Linked DNA regions of Homo sapiens: region 1 is linked to region 2. The links are chromatin loops, found by intact Hi-C in ENCODE. Cell type or tissue: B cell. All regions are shown on one strand.

What was found. Hi-C counts contacts between places; a loop is a spot of excess contacts. Peaks named below come from ENCODE experiments on the same cell type or tissue, not always from the same donor. Only the 100,000 strongest peaks of a DNase experiment are listed, where the experiment ranks them.
Region 1: it touches region 2 in a loop (21-fold over the local background); 8 of 110 quality-filtered maps call a loop at or near these places.

The regions. Positions count from the first base shown.
Region 1 is chr2:169,875,014-169,880,013 of GRCh38, forward strand. It overlaps UBR3 (ubiquitin protein ligase E3 component n-recognin 3), which reads left to right. Exons shown (of 39, transcript NM_172070.4): 3 at 778-936; 4 at 2,481-2,624; 5 at 3,512-3,561. Among named protein-coding and RNA genes, the nearest start is that of UBR3, 50 kb to the left of the region's middle. In B cell, no CTCF peak of the experiment used is centred here; no DNase peak of the experiment used is centred here.
Region 2 is chr2:169,526,314-169,531,313 of GRCh38, forward strand. It overlaps FASTKD1 (FAST kinase domains 1), which reads right to left. Exons shown (of 15, transcript NM_024622.6): 14 at 4,274-4,388; 15 at 2,195-3,613. The coding sequence ends at 3,512. Among named protein-coding and RNA genes, the nearest start is that of KLHL41, 19 kb to the left of the region's middle. In B cell, CTCF peaks have their summits at 2,095 (motif pointing right) and 2,302; a DNase peak (open chromatin) is centred at 2,128; H3K27ac peaks cover 321 bases.

The sequences.
Region 1 (5,000 bases), 350 kb after region 2:
CTCTATTTGCCTGTTTTTTTTTTAGTTTTTAATACAATTATTCATATTTATGAAAAGTTATCTTTCACTTTAGTTGCTTTGACCTTCAGCTAACATGTATCTGTATTTTTGGAATATTATAGGGGATAGGTTATTTGTTATACAGGTTTAAATTTGACATAATACTCTTATACTACTCTCAATGTATTTGAATTATATCTTGTTTTATTCTAGGATGTGATCTAAACTTTTTCTTAAATACTATCTTTTTTTGAAATGATCTTATGATGACATTTATATATGTGGAAGTATAGGGCCCACAGATCAAATGCTGCTGCTTCTTTTTGTTGTTTTTGAGATGGGGTGTCACTCTGTTGCCCAGGCTGGAGTACAGTGGCATGATCTCAGTTCACTGCCACCTTCACCTCCAGGCTTAAGCCATCCTCCTGCCTCAGACTCCTGAGTAGCTGGGACTACAGGCGCGCACCACCACACTTGGTTAATTTTTTGTATTTAAATGCTTCTTACACAAATTAAGTGCTTCATATCTTAGGAGGTCATCTGTGTTTTTCCATCTACTGTTTTCCAAAGGACTGAATTCCTGAGCAAGTCTACCCTTGCTTGGCTAGGTGCTGGGCAGATACCAATTTCTAAACAGAGTTCTTGTATTGACTTTTTTGATTATAAAATACTATAATTTAAGCCATTATAATTTTAAAAGAATAAATACTGTTATTTTTAGTAAGATATTTTAAACAAAATTACCCTTATTTGATTTTTTTTCTTTTTTTCTTTTAGCAGCTGATGGACCATCAGAAAAGGACCTTAACAAAGTCCTTCAGCTTTTGGAACCTCAAATTTCCTTTTTAGAAGACCTGACTAAAATGGGAGGAGCAATGCGGTCTGTTCTTACTCAGGTTTTGACAAACCAACAAAACTACAAAGATCTGACTTCTGGTGAGTAAAATGTTAGAAGAAATTTATAGTTTTCATATCTTACTATAATGATAAGAAATTGAGTCTTTTAGAACTTAAAGGTAAATTGTAGAATTTTCATAGAATGCTAAAGCTGGAAGTTATTAAGAGAACTTCTTTTTTTTTTTTTTTTTGAGACGGAGTCTAGCTCTGTCGCCCAGGCTGGAGTGCAGTGGCGCAATCTCGGCTCACTGCAAGCTCCGCCTCCTGGGTTCACGCCATTCTGCCTCAGCCTCCCGAGTAGCTGGGACTACAGGCGCCCGCCACTACGCCCAGCTAATTTTTTGTATTTTTAGTAGAGGCGGGGTTTCACTGTGTTAGCCAGGATGGTCTCGATCTCCTGACCTCATGATCCGCCCGCCTTGGCCTTCCGAAGTGCTGGGATTACAGGCGTGAGCCACTGCGCCTGGCAAGAGAACTTCTTGTTTTATGGATGAGGAAATTGAGCCCTAGGAAAATGAAATGGCCTGTTTAAACCTCACAATTAATTTATGTTGGAGTTGGTACTGGAACCTAGGTCTCCTAACTTTTGGTGTGACATGATAATTATGCTCTGCCTCTCTTTATTGTATTGTATTGTATTGTATTGTATTGTATTGTATTTTTTTGAGACAGAGTCTTGCTCTGTTGCCCAGGCTGGAGTGCAGTGGCGTGATCTCAGCCCACTGCAACCTCTGCCTCCTGGGTTCAAGCGATTCTCCTGCCTCAGCCTCCCGAGTAGCTGGGATTACAGGTACCTGCCATCATGCCCAGCTAATTTTAATTTTTGTATTTTTGTAGAGACAGGGTTTTAACCATGTTGGCCAGGCTGGTCTTGAGCTCCTGACCTCGGGTGATCTGCCAGCCTTGGCCTCCTAAAGTGCTGAGATTACAGGCATGAGCCACCACGCCCGGCCCTACGTCTCTTTCTTTAAACGCAAGGCTGAGAAGTGATCCCCTTTCTTTAACAGTAACAACCATCATGTCTATGTTTTCACTTTTGATATTTTAAGTTTTTGTGTTGTATCGCCTAGGATTTTCTAATATACAGCTTAAGTTATAAAACTTGGAATTGTTGAATGGTGTATTGTTATACAAAACATTCATACGCCTTTCCCAAGCACTCTGCTTTCGATAACTGCATGCTTGGTATTACGAGAGCACAGACTGTCAAACCAGAAGGTGAATTCCGCTACATAATTATTATCTACCATATTACCTCTCTGACTTTCTTTACTGTAATTTTCAGGTTCCTTTAAAGTTCGGATCATGTCTTATTAATTCTTGTGCCCCACATTCCCTTGGATATTTTAGATGCCCACCTACTTTGTAGATTTCATTATTTGGTATAAACATGCTGTGTATTCTCGGATTGTTAGTGCTAAACATAAGCACAAAAGTGTTATTTGAAGCTATCTTATATTATTCATTCTAGGGCTCCCACTCCATTAGAATATTCACCTATTTATAGATACTAGTTAATGAAAAGACCATACTGAGATTTTGAATGGAATATTTTTTTCTGATTTGAAGTTTGTTTTAATTAGGTCTTGGAGAAAATGCTTGTGTAAAGAAAAGTCATGAAAAGTACCTTATAGCTTTAAAGAGCTCTGGACTTACATATCCTGAGGATAAGCTTGTATATGGTGTGCAGGAGCCATCTGCTGGTACTAGTTCTCTGGCTGTTCAAGGTTTGTCTAAATATTTAATTTGAACAGTTGTAACTTTTCTGTATTAAAACCAAAAAAACCTCTCAAACTTTACTCATTATTGAAAAAAATTATTTTGAACTAAAACAGTATTATTCTTTTTAAGAAAAGTAATAAAAGTAGTAAAAATTTAGAGGCAAAAAAGAATAGATTGACCAAAGAAGAGAATGCATTTTTCTTAAATGGAATTTGATTAGCTTATTAAGGTTCTGGTTCTAACTCATGAAAAATGTACAGTTGCTATTCAAGAGTAGCCCAAAACTTTACTGCCTCAATATTTTAGTAAACTATGGTTTAAAACTAAAAAGAGATCCTTCTGAAACACCATTTGTAATAACTGTATTAAATCTGAGTTTTCACTGGAGAATTCCTATTGAAGTATCAACCTATTAGGTCCAAACTTATTTGAGATAAATGTTGGAGGCTGGGCACGGAGGCTTATGCCTATAAATCCCAGCAGTTTGGGAGGCCGAGGTGGGTGGATCACCTGAGGTCGGGAGTTTTGAGGCCAAAATGGCCAACATGGTGAAACCTCGTCTTTACTAAAATACAAAAATTAGCTGGGCGTGCTGGCAGGCGCCTGTAAGCCCAGCTACTTGGGAAGCTGAGGCAGGAGAATTGCTTGAATCTGAGAAGTGGAGGTTGCAGTGAGGTGAGATTGCGCCACTGCACTCCAGCCTGAGCAACAGAGCGAGAATCCCGTCTCAAAAAAAAAAAAAAAAGTTGGACTTTGCCAAGATAACTGTTAGAATGAGGTGTCCTAACGTAACAAAACTTAGCTTTTTGATATTTGTATTTCTCAGAATAATTTGAAAATAAAGCAATATGTAGCAACTATGAAGGACAACTATTTTTCTTCTCCTCCAAAGGTTTCATAGGCGCAACAGGAACTTTGGGACAAGTGGATTCTTCAGATGAGGTGAGATTTAAAGTTCAAAACTTTTTAAAAAGTACAATTTTGTGCTTTTTTATACTTTTTTATTATTTTATACTTCTTTATAGTTCTGAAACTGTATAGATTTGTAGGCATTATGTAGTTTAAGTTTCTCATTCTATAGACAAGGACACTGAAGCCCATAATGGCTTCTGGGAAGCCTAGATCACACAATTACTTAGTGAGAGAACGAGGTGTGTAACTAGATTTTTACTTCTTGTTTATAATTCATTTTTCTTTTTCACAGTTTAAAAGTGGGTAGAAAGAGGTAGAGATTTCTCCTCAGAGGCTATCCCCAAATTTACCCGTATAGTTGTCATATGTACAATGAAATTATTTTTGAAAATTTCGCTAAGTTTAGGATAATTTATTAAAAGACTATGAAATGGAACTGTTTTTCTAATCGTATAATAAAGTTACATTTTACATGTCAGGGATTTTTTTTTAAAACTATGTACTGGGAAAAAGACCATCAATTTGAAATTTCAATTTTTATAGTGTTTATTAATAATAAATAGGAAAAATCATTGTTATATTTCTATATTTTATTACATAATTTATAAGAGAAAAATTGCTGTTATATTTGCTTATAATCTTGTTGCTTATTCAACTTAAATTTTATATTTCTAATACATTTAATTAAAATCTAAAAAATAAAATTACATTTAAACATATATATCTTTTTTCTTTTGGAAATTCATTTTGAGTTGATAATGTAATGTGAATTAAGCCAAATATACTCCTTTTAAAGGGATGATTTCTGTTGTGGAAGTCTTGTAATTGATTTAATACCTTAAAATTTAAATTTTATAGTTTTTCCCCTCTAAAAAGGCTTTCACACAATGTTACATTTTGTGGAGTCTCATTTTGGGCAATTTTCAAGAATTTTCATCAGATTGGAGAGGCAGTTTATTATGCTGTGTAGGAGTCTGACTCTGGAATTAGACTGCCTGGGTTTGACTTCTGGCTCCTTTACCTATTAGTAGTGTAACCTTGGGCAAGTGTCTTAACTTCTTCATGTCTACATTTCCTTATCTGTGAAATGGAGATAATAATAGTACTTATTTCATGAGAATATTATGAGGATTGAATGAGTTAACATATGTAAGCACTTACAGCCCTGGTGCCCAGCATATTGTAAACACTGTATGTGTGTTAGTTAAATAAAATAGAGTAATTTAAAAAACTTATGTAAATGGTTAGCTTATAAATTTTGCTTCTGTTTTGTAACAAAATAACTTCTGAGAATCATATTGTTACAATGACAAATGGGAAAAATTTTCTGATATTTAAAATAGACTTTCAAAAACATATAAACATTATTATTTTAACTAAACTGTAATAATTCCATTTTGAAGATAGGGGAGGGGAATGGTGGAAGTAAGACTGCTAATTCTTCGTATGCCAAAGAAGGAAGTAATTGG
Region 2 (5,000 bases):
ATCAAATTTTTAAAATTTTAATTTAAAACCAGTAAATCACAGTCTTCAAGCCATTAACTACAGCATCTGTGGCAGGAGGGTGAGGGAGCACCCTTAGGAAATGGATTGATTCTTTAAACTGCTGGGACAGCAGTTGGGGTCAGTGGGTGATGTGGAGGAGGAAGTGTATTCACTGGTTTAAATTTTGGCTACACTCCATGAAAGGGCTACCTATTTGCTAAATTTCTGACAGCAAGGAAGGTGACTGTATTATTTCATTTTCTGGGATGTGATATCCTCCATTCACTGTTCCTTCTTAGTGCATATAGTAAGTTGACTCCTCAATCTGCTCATAACCATCACATTCAACTCTGTGCAAGTCATCAATTAATCATCACTTTTAGCCACACACCAACTTATGAGTCTCACATAGCTTTCATAGACATATATTTGACTTCTATCCTTACCCATATTATTTTCTGAAAAACCTGACTTGGGACTAATTTGGAACATTCATGATTATTTGTCAAGGAGTTGCATAAAGAACAGATCTAAGTGTCCATACACCTTTTTTTCTCTACCATAAATACAGAAATATATTTAACAGAAACAAGTTTTATTTTGGGTATTTAAAGTAGAATCCTGATTACTTTTCTATATTGAAAAATACTTTTCTTAAATTATAGCATGAATACAGAATCATGAAATTCCCAAAGTGGAAAATCCTACAGGTTCTTCAACAAATAAACTGTTAGGAAGAGGAAGGGGCACTTATAAAGACAGACTCAAAAGTGTAGAGGAAGAGGGGGCCACAGGGATAATGGTGTCCGGAAATGTACATCTGGGTGATAAAACTGTAAGAAGTACTTACTATAAAATCAGGATTGAGGTTAATTTTAGGGAGAGAATGCCAATCTACATAGATGTAAAATTAAGTTGTAAAAATAATGCTTCTTCCAGGGTTTGAGGATGATGATGTTCTGGAATCAGATATGGGTGATGGTTGCACAAATATACTAAAAACCACTGAATTATACACTTTTAAAGGGTGAATTTTATAGTATGGGATTTATATCTCAATAAAAAATGCTTTTGTTTATAACAATCTAAGTTATTTAGATAGAAAAATCATCAATCAAAAAATAAGAGTATCTATATAAAGAAAACCATTTGAATCAGATAGCCTAGAGCAAGGGTCCCCACCTGGGCCACATAGCAAGAGGTGAACAGTGGGCAGGCAAGTGAGCATTACCACTTGAGCTCCACCTCCTGTCAGATCAGCAGCTACCTTAGATTCTCATAGGGGGACAAACCCTATTGTGAACTGTACATGCGAGGGAACTAAGTTGCATGCTCCTTATGAGACTCTAACTAATGCCTGATGATCTGAGGGGGAACAGTTTCATCCTGAAATCATACCATCCCCCAACTGCTGTCCATGGAAGAACTGTCTTCCGCAAAAAGGTTAGGGACTGCTGGCCTAGAGAGAGTAGGAGATGTGACAGGTAAAAAGTTAGATCATGTGTAACAACTAGTGAAAGTATACCAGGGTTATTCAATCAAGATTTCCATGTACCACAAGTATATAATGACTAAATTTTTAATGATTTATATCCAAAGGAAACCCTTTATAACCCTCATCAGCCTAATCATTTTATTCTAAAGTTGCATAGTAAAATATTTTAACCTATTCAATGGTCTAGTTCTTGTTATCACTTGCTTGAGAAATGGAACACATTTCATGGAAATTAAACACTGAATTTAGCATTTCCACTAATATGACTATGAGGAAATTCAGAAAGAGGAAGAGACAATGAGAAATCTTTCACTTACTATTCTGATTTTGTTTTTCACAAAACGTTTTGTGAAGTTAATATTCCACAAAATCATTAAGTATTGGAGTTCAAATCATGCAAAGTCATTGGATATTTTAAACATGTACTTCAACTAAGCCTAAGCCAAACATCAGTGAAGCAATTTACATGCAAGACACAAATTTTAAAGCTATGCTTATGATTGAAGGCACTCCAGCTACCAACTTATTTTGAGATAGTATGAATTGAGAAGGTCATGGAGTCAGAAGATAGCCACGGTTCAGATGGTCAATTACCTCCACCACCACCAGGTGGCGTAACTGAGAGTAGTTAGGCTGTGGCCTGCTGAGCACAAAACCATCACTCTTAGAGGAAGGGTTGGGGATTATATCACACAGTAGGCCCTTAGTAACCATTTTATTGAATAAATGTGTTGTAAGACAGGGAGAAGCCATTATTCCCTCAATGTGTAGGATTACACCAGGTCAAGATGGTCCACTCAGCTACTACCCCATTTCTTTGCTTCCATTTAGGAGAAAATGTATCTCCTCCCATTTTCTCTTGAACCAGTCAGGCTTTCACATGCACCACTTCAAAACGACTATTTTCAAAGTACTAATGATTTTCATGTTGCTAAATTTAATAGCCATTTCCCATTTGTCATCTTTCCTGACCTATCAGCAGCATCTGATACAACTACTCACCTCCCCCTTGAAATGCTTTATCCACTTGGCTTCTAGGAAGTATTACTTACCTTCCTTCCTCCTACCTCATTGGCCATCCCTGCTCAGTCTCCTTTCCTGATTCCTCCTCTTCCTCTTAATCTTTTAATGTTGGGGCACTTGAAAACTCAGTCCTCAGACCTCTCCTCCATTCACACTCTTCTCTAATCTCATTTTAAGCGATTTCATCTACTCTCATGGCATTGAATACTGCTGACATTTATACATTTATATCTGGGGCCTGGACCTCTTCCCTGACCTCCAAGCTCATTTACTGAATTCTCTATTTGATATATCCACTTAGATGTTTAAAAGACATCACAAACTCAACATATCTAAAACAAACTTGTGATCAACCCCCACCACCTGCCCCCCATCTTGCTCTTCCTATAGACTATCCCCATCTTAGTTAATGCTAATGACATCCTCTTAGTTGCTTAGGACAAAAACTTAGAATTATCCTTGACTCCTATTTGTCTCATACCTCATATCCAATCAGTGAGCAAATTCTGTTGCCTTTATCTTCAACATACATCCAAAAAATCTGACTACTTCTTATTACCTCCACTGCTACCACTCTCTCCAAGCCACCATCCATTGTTGTCTGGATTATTGCAATGACCTCGTAAAGAGTTTTCTTTCTTACACATTTGCCTCATCGTAGTCTTTTCTTATCTCAACAAGGTAGCCAAAGTAACGCAGTTAAAATGTGAATTCATATCATTCCTTACTTGAAAAGCCCCCAATGGCTTCTCATCTCGCTCAGAGTAGCCAAGAGGTTGTATTTGACTCTGTTATCTCTTATCTTTTCTCTTATACACTCCCACCCCACTCCCCACTTGTTCTGCTCCAGCCACACTGGATCCTTTGTTATTCTCAAACATGCCAGGCATGTTCCCACCTTAGGACATTTGTACCTATTTTTTAATTGAGACAGGCCACTTTATTAAAATAGGTCCAAATGTAACACACGATAACATTCATTTTAAATAAAAACTACAAACATGACTTGACTTCTCCAAATATACATTCTCTCAGGTAGTCCATCCGAGCATCCTTTGTTGACAGTGCCATAGAGTTCCATTCAAACTGGGAAATCTGAAAATAAGTAATGTTGTTTGAATGAAAGTTTTAAAGCAACAACAAAAAACATTGAGGAAGACATATAAGCACTACTGATCAAAGCTGTAGGAATCCTATGAAATTAGTTTACATAAGGATAGCCTGTGAACCTCTACTGGAAGCCAAGTGGGTCCTTCTGACATTGCCTAGAATACTTTTTTCTGCTCCTTTCATCCTCCTTTTCCTACAATACCAATGATGGACATTTTTTCCTACATAGTCTTCTATATTCATACCTAGTTGTTTCCTCTGATAACTCTATCCATCTCTACAGTGCCTCTCTCCTTTGTAAGATATAGAAATCATAAGATATGGATATTCTAAAGACAATAAAATAAATGACAACTTTTATTTATTTATTTTTATGAGACAGGGTCTTGCTCTGTCACCCAGGCTGGAGTGCAGTGGGATGATCACGGCTCACTGCAGCCTCAATCTCCTAGGATCAAGCAATCCTCCCACCTCAGCCACCCAAGTAGCTACAGGCATGAGCTATTGTATCTGGCCTGTTTGAGTGATACATTTTAAAAAATATATTTAAAAAGGTAATTCTGGAACTTTCACATTAAAAGGAAGCACATGTACAGCTAGTGTCTCTGGGCTTTTTAGAGGCTGAATTACATGAGTATTTCATACCTGAATTACACGATACCCCAGAATTTCCAAATGTCGTTTTTTCATAGCAGATTTTCCTTTCATGTGAGGGATATTTCTACAAAGTGCTTTTGAATCCAAAAATTCCAAAGCAATCCTACATAAAATAAAAAAATATTTACTCCTAAAATCAGAATAAGAAACTGAATAATTACAAGCTTTTCAGAAACAAGATTGCATCTTTATAAACTAACAAAAGCCAATGAATATAAATGAGTATATCAAGTTATGTTTCTACTAAGAAATTAGTAATTGATGACAAACCTATTTAGTTACACAAAATTATTGTAAATATTTGTCTGCTTTCATCCATTTTTTTGGTCCAATATATATTTACACATGCCTACTACATGTAAACCACTGTGAGGGGTACAAATATGAAGCAACACAGCTTATAGTCTAACAGAGAACACATGATGTATAGTAAGTTACTGTAATGCAGTGTAGGAAGTGGCTAAGTGCTATGAGAAAAGTAGAGAGGTATGGGAGCGCAAAAGAAGATACTATTTTACTTCCAGTGGAGGACAATTCTTTTAGCACTTTAGTTAGGGAGATTGCTAGGCTTTGGACAGAAGAAGGGAGAACATTAAAGCAGAAAGGAGAGGAAAAGCAAAGTTACAAAGGTGGAATGCATGACATATGAGGAACAGATTCCACTACCTTCAATCCTTGATCACTGACTTCAGTATAGTACACCAAATTTAACATT